Regions from separate parts of the Mus musculus genome. Here region 1 is linked to region 2. A link is a contact called in ENCODE Hi-C data. All regions are on one chromosome and are shown on one strand. Each heading gives the region's core, a stretch centred on a gene start or an enhancer-like site at or near the end of the contact. The rest is flanking DNA. Distances are from core to core; before and after follow the strand shown. Region 1 overlaps Slco2b1 (solute carrier organic anion transporter family, member 2b1). Region 2 holds the start of Tpbgl (trophoblast glycoprotein-like).

Evidence for each region. Hi-C counts contacts between places; a loop is a spot of excess contacts on that map.
Region 1: a map of gastrocnemius shows a loop between it and region 2 (5-fold over the local background). The contact joins the enhancer-like site here to the promoter of Tpbgl in region 2. A Hi-C loop is called at or near these places in 9 of 37 maps with a recorded cell type or tissue (adrenal gland, gastrocnemius, heart and 1 more).

Annotation. Positions count from the first base shown.
Region 1 is chr7:99,667,471-99,670,717 of GRCm38, forward strand. The region is part of intron 8 of Slco2b1 (solute carrier organic anion transporter family, member 2b1); the gene reads right to left. Among named protein-coding and RNA genes, the nearest start is that of Gm25409, 15 kb to the left of the region's middle. Within about 2 kb of position 1,526, at least 1 of the 3 ENCODE cell types and tissues checked has a DNase peak (open chromatin) inside an H3K27ac peak, as active enhancers do; it is heart, where a contact is called at or near this core.
Region 2 is chr7:99,625,750-99,628,651 of GRCm38, forward strand. Tpbgl (trophoblast glycoprotein-like) reads right to left here and starts at 1,354. Exons shown (of 1, transcript NM_001195529.1): 1 at 1-1,354. The coding sequence starts at 899.

The sequences.
Region 1 (3,247 bases), core at 276-2,775, 42 kb after region 2:
TTTATTTCTGTTCGGGTCTGTTTGAGTCGAGTCTACTTCCCTCCATCTCATTTGGGTCTATTTCATTCACTCCGTCTCATTTCAGCCCCCCCCCCCATTTCTATTAGATTGTTCTCCCTCCCTCCACTCCCACCGGGTCCTTTCCATCTTGTCTTGCTCTTTTGAACCAGCCTGGGCTTGGGTCTTTCCTTCTTTGTCCTTAACTCAGATGCCCACTCCTGCCCTGATGCCTCTCGGCTAGAGTGTGTTTCCTGAGAGCATTGTACCGAACCAATTGTACATTTTATTCATTTAGCCGTTTTATTGCCAGCTCACCCCCATTTTATTTCAGAGTAGTAATTTTTACAGTATCAGTTGCTTTATCTCTAGAGCCCAGGGCACACTGGTCATTTTGTCAAAACGTTGTAAATACTGTTTAATGGATGAGGACTGGATCAAATGTCCAAACGCCGGGGGCAGAGAATCTCAGGTCTCCAGAGAAAATGAACCCTGGGCAGCCGTGGGCCAGGAGGCTCCCTGGATGTAGGACAGAGCTAGGACCTAGAGAACAAGGGGACTTGGAGAGGAATTCCTAATGGGATGTGGGCAGGAGAGCAGGCTGGAGACAGGCAGTAATCATGACTGTTCTGGCGTTGGGGACCTCCCTAGGATCTGGGTAGATCTGGAGTCCTACCTCAGTGCCTTGTTCAGGCTGCCCTTCCTAAAAGTGCTAAACCTTTGAGCTCAGAATAGTTGGTAAATCCCTCCCTTCCTTCCTGGGTTCCGTGTTCGGGCGAGTAGGGTGTACAGGGATGCCTGAGGACAGTTTCTGCTCTGATGGATGGGTTTCTCCGCTGTTAGACAGACAGACAGACAGAATGGGAAAGAAACAAGAGAAACCTGAATGTGCTAGTGAGGAGAGACATCCATAGAGGCCAGGCTAGAGAAAGAGCCTTTGATTCCTGCCAGACCAAAGCCTGCATCCCTATGTTATAGGAGACACATTTTATCTCTCCTCAGAGCATAGTCAGACTAGCTTGATCACTATCCTCAAAGTCTGGCCTTGTTTCCTTCAGAGCCAGAAAATAAAGTCAGCCCTGGAGGGGTGAGTAGGGACCACAGTCACAGAACGCCTCCCTCTAGTCCCTAGTCCTTTGCCTCCAGACCAGCTATTCAGCTAGCATTTGGGATGAGTTAGGTGGCCCTAGACATCACTCTAGGTAGCTGCTGCCACCCTTTCCCTCGGTCACTCCTTGTCTCTCTCCTTCCTCCCAAACTCCCTTCCTTCTTTTTTCCTCCCCCACCCCTCCACACTTGCTCAAGGTATCTGAAGCTCCACACGAATTGGTCTTTTATATTACTTGGTCTTCACTGTAAAGAGGGACCTGGGGTTGGGGGGTGGGCATGGACACACCCAGGTTTGTCCAGAGAGGAAAGCCAGACTCTCTTCACTTCCAGCACAGAACCGCTCTCCCTCTGCCCCTCCCATTCGGATGCTGTCCTTTCTGGCGGCCTGGCTCCAGAGGGCTCCTCTCTCCACAATGCTCATTCTGCTGTCCTCATCACTGCAGTGGACTGTGAGCCCATCCCCCACTTCTCAGCAGCCACAGCCTTCTCCACAAGGGATGGAAAATTCCTGGAGGGCAGGGCCATGCCTTTCTTTCCCTTAGCTACCTGAAGGGGAATTCCAGGGCCTGTCTCCTGCTCAGGTTCAGCCTCCGCTTAGCACAGGGCTTCCCTCACTCAGCACAAGGTCTCCCCATCAGACAACGGACCTTCCTCAACTCAGGGACTGCCTTCCTCAACAGCCTTGCCCGGCTCAGAGGCCAGGCACTGGACAAGGGTGCCCTCAAACTAGTGCTGCTTCCTCCCACAAGTCACAGGCTTCTCTAAGTCCCGGACCATGTAGCTCCCATCAAATGAGGATCTCCTCTATCATGTTGGTCTGGGTCTGAACTCTTTCATCAGATAGCTTCCCCCTCCATTTGCAGACTGGGAGAGAATGTGACTCCCCCACCAGGTAAGAACTTCCACTGCCAGGGATTGTCTTCCCCAAGAGTTTCTTCTCCTTCAGGCTACTCTCCCCCCACCCTCCGCCGTACCCCCACCTCCATGATTACAGGTGCTGAAAGCCAAGTCCTGGTAGAGCTTTGCTGCCCAGAGGCCAAGTTGGTTAACCAGCCACAAGGCCTACAGAAGCTGGACGGTGCAGAGACGAGCTGGCCCAGACTACCAGCTCTAGGATTTAGTTTGCACAGCCAGCCCCAGCTGCACCCTGAGTAGGAGGCAGAGTGGGGATTAAAATGTTCGTCCATGCTACAGTGTGCTGAGTCCTTCCAGTAATCGGGGATGACCTGAGGTCGACAATGCAGGCCACTGCCTCTAGGCCCAGCCCCATGGAATTCAGTCAGTCCCTTTTCCTGGGAATGCTGGGAAATTTGGGGGGCTAGATTATAGTTACCCCAACATCGAATCTTAGAAAACTGGCAAAAAAATTGGAACCAATTCCTTCCTGCTACACATGTCTTTGGTGAAGCGTAAAGGATCCTTTGGATAATACCTTTGTAAATGGTATTAAACAGCAGCACCACTTACTGTTCAAATGTGAATAAGAATAAAAAGGTGTGATCATAGGAAAAAACCTATACCTTACATAAGTGGTTTTTAAAATTGTAGACAGGTGCTATCTGTGTGTGTCTCATCCTATTCGACATGTCAATCCTTGAGAAAGGTGAAGCATATATTACCAACCCAGTCTGTATATGAGGAAACTCAGTTCAGAGACAGAAAACAACCTCCGAAGACCGTACAATGACCAGTGTCTGGCAGGCTTTCCGTCAGGGTCGTTTGACTTGCCTGGACACAGCAAGTACTCAATCAATGTCTACAGGATCGAGTTCTTTAGAAAACGCTGCCTAGTCCCTCTGTGGCCTCCGGTAACTGCCTGATTGATTTCCTTGTGTCAGGATCAGGTTAGCATGAAGTTTCTGTCAGTGAGTCTATTTCTTACTGTACTGAGAAATTATCCAGGGAAACCAAGGCCCACAGAGAAGCCAGGAACAAGAACCAAAAAGGCCCCCAGCTTTCTACCCATGCTACAGCCTGGAGATTTAGTGAGACTTTACTCAGGGCTTCCTGCTTGCAGGCTTAGAGGAAATTGGGACACAAGCTTTGTCCTTCAGGAGTTCTCTGCTTATGGTGGAGGATGGGTAAAGACAGGCTGAGCTGAGACAGAAGCTGAGACAGAAGCTCCAAGGGTGCTGAGAGC
Region 2 (2,902 bases), core at 104-2,603:
TCTATCCCTTCCCCGCTCTCGTGTGCATCGCCGTCGGAGCAACCTAGTCGCGCCTCGTCCAGGTCTATCAGAGGCCGGTCCAACAGTACGCGCGGGGAAGCGCAGCGCAGGCGGCGCGCGTCGGGTACGCGCTCGGTGGCGTTGTGCAGCCAGGCCAGCAGGGGGCGCGAGGTGCACCCACAGCTCAGTGGGTTGTCCGCCAGCAGCAGGCGCGGCTGGGGCAGGTCGCCATCGCGCTCAAGCGCGCTCAGCTCGTCCGGGCCCAGGCCGGCCAGCGCGTTGACACGCGCATCCAGCTGCTCCAGGCGGGGCAGGCGCAGCGCGGCGAGTGGCAGGCGGCTCAGCGCGTTGCCTACCAAGCCCAGCAGGCGAAGCTCGGCCAGGGGGGCCAGAGCGGCGTCCAGTGCATCCAGCATCCCGGGGCTGCCTCGAGCCAGCGCGTGATTGAGCTGTAGTGAGCGCAGCGCAGGCAGCCCGCGAAAGGCGCGGTAGCCCAGGGCGCGTAGCGGGTTGTGGCTTAGGTCGAGTGCCGCCAGGCTGGGCAACCCGTCGAAGGCACCGTCCTCTACTACCTCGATGTTGTTGTGTGTGAGGCGCAGCGCGGTAAGGAGCGGTAGGCGCACGCCGTCCGTCGCCCCCTCGCCCCCTCCCGCGAAGGCTGCGGCGCGCAGCACGGTCAGGTTGGCGCCCACGATGGTGAGGTTGCGCGCGTCGGGTGGCACGTCCCGGGGCGGCTGCCGGAGCTCCGCGCCCGACGCGCAGCGCAACATTAACCGGGGGCTGCCGAAGCAGTAACACTGGAAGGGACAGGGCGCGGCGGGCCGGCTCAGCGCCGCCGCCAAGAGCAGCAGCCCTGGCAGCGGGCTCCAGAGCCCCCGCTGTCCCGCGCGCGGGGCCATCGCGGCCGTCCCCGCATCCAGCCCCCGGCCCGCAGCGCTCACCAGTGAATTGGGAGCGTTTGGAGATGATGGGATGGGGGTGGCACGGGAAGGTGGCTGTGGGCTAGACCTTGACCCGGAGCAGCTGACAGTTCCGACCGGTCCGTCCTCCAGCTTGTAAAGTCCGAGGAGCCTTCACTTTGATGGCTGGGGGCTACAGGGGTCAGGCGGGGAGCGGAGCCCCCCGCCCTCGCTGCCCTCGTCGCCCTGCGCTCCGGCCTCCGACTTCCGCGGCTGTTCCGGGCTCCGAGCCGAGTGGGCAGGGTTTGCCTCCCCCTCCCCGCCTCCTGGCCGCCTCCTCCGCCCCCAGCGGAGTCTCCGCACCTCCTCGCAAGGGAGGCGGGGTGGGAGGCTCCGGAGATGCAGGCTTAGGGCCGCTGCGCTCTCTTGCTCCCCTGCTCTCTAGTTCACGAGCTGCTGAGAAGTTTGGCTCCCCAAGCTCTGACTTGCTTCTTTCCCCACCCCCTTCGTTTAGGCAGCTTCTTTCCTCCTCCCTCCGAAGCACACGTGGGGCGGGGCCCTCAGGGCTGACCTGGCAGGTGGATCTGTGCACCCAGAGAAGGTGGGAGAGTTTAGAGCTGTCCCTAGAAAAGGAGGCAGGGCTGAGGGGTGGGCTGACAAAGTTACTCTTCTTGTAGTCAAGGAAAGGAGCTGTGCTAAGGGAGCGAGCCTGGAAAATCCCTAGCCTTGGATGTCTCCTTTGCGAACCCAGTTCCCTTAGGCTGTGTCTAAAACTCTGCAGGTCCTGTGTGTCCAGTCTTTTATCGACCCTCTTCTATGTTCTAAAACACCCTCTGTCCCCACATCTCCCGCGCCCTAATTCAGGCTGCTCTGCCTCTGCCAAGACCACTCCCATTGGTTCCACCTTTCAGGCTGGGCCCCTCCTAGGCTCAGGGAGCGGTGGGTGGAGTGATTCAGCTCTTTGCTTGCCCACCCCGCCCCAGCACTGAGTACTGCCAGGATACTGTGCCCCTTCCCCTCCAAATTGCCCTACCAGTCAATATTGAGTGGTGTGCCGGTTGGGGAGAGGGCTCTAGGAGCAGGAAAATCAGGAACTGATTTTGTAGTGGAGGGTGGGGGTGTGGTAAAATCCAGGGCTGAGGTGGGGGCTGAGCTGTTAATAGGCTTGTTTTGTTTTGTTTTGTTTTTCTTTCTTTCTGGGTTTTACTTATTTACTTTTTTTTTCCTCCAGAATTGAGAAGCTCAAGACCTGATTTAAAGAGACAGACTCCAGAGGAGGGAGCATTCCTGGTCTTGGCATGAATTATTCAGGTTGGAGAAGCTGACATTTGATCTGCAGGCCATTCGAGTATCTTACTTGGCAGAGCTGGTTGGGATAGAGGCTCCCCTCCTCCCCATAAGCATCAGTCAGTCTCTTTCTCCTGAACTGAAGACTACTGGTTGGTTTCTTCCCTGAAGTTGCATTTAGAAGATCGACCAGCAAATTGAAACCACTTTCTGAGGCATATCCTGCATTCCCTGGGTCTCAGGCAAATACCAACACTAAGGACCAGGCTGGTGATCTTGCTGGACTCCCTCAGCTCATATTGACCTAGTCCTGTCTCCATGATAACCTCCAGATGCTAGCAGATGACAGTAGTAGCTTTTAGAGCTGGACATGTCTGTATACATGGCCACCTGAGTTTACACACGTGTGCCTCTACACAAAAAGGCAAACTTTACACAAACAGACTTACACATGCCCATGTGTGGTCTATCAAATTTATTCTTACTTGGATGTGCATGCATGTGCACGGGAGGCTTGCACACAGCAGTTCCAAACAAATGTGTCTCACATAGACACATGCAGGCACATTCGTGCCTGTGTACATAGCGGCTTTGAGTGTAACCTGGTATGTGTCCATAGAGTCAGAAGCATACCAAAGTGCTTGAGTGTTCACTCACTGGGCCAACACAGGTTCAACTGCAGCCTTAGAGGGGCAGCTTGCAGACTCTTGTGAAAG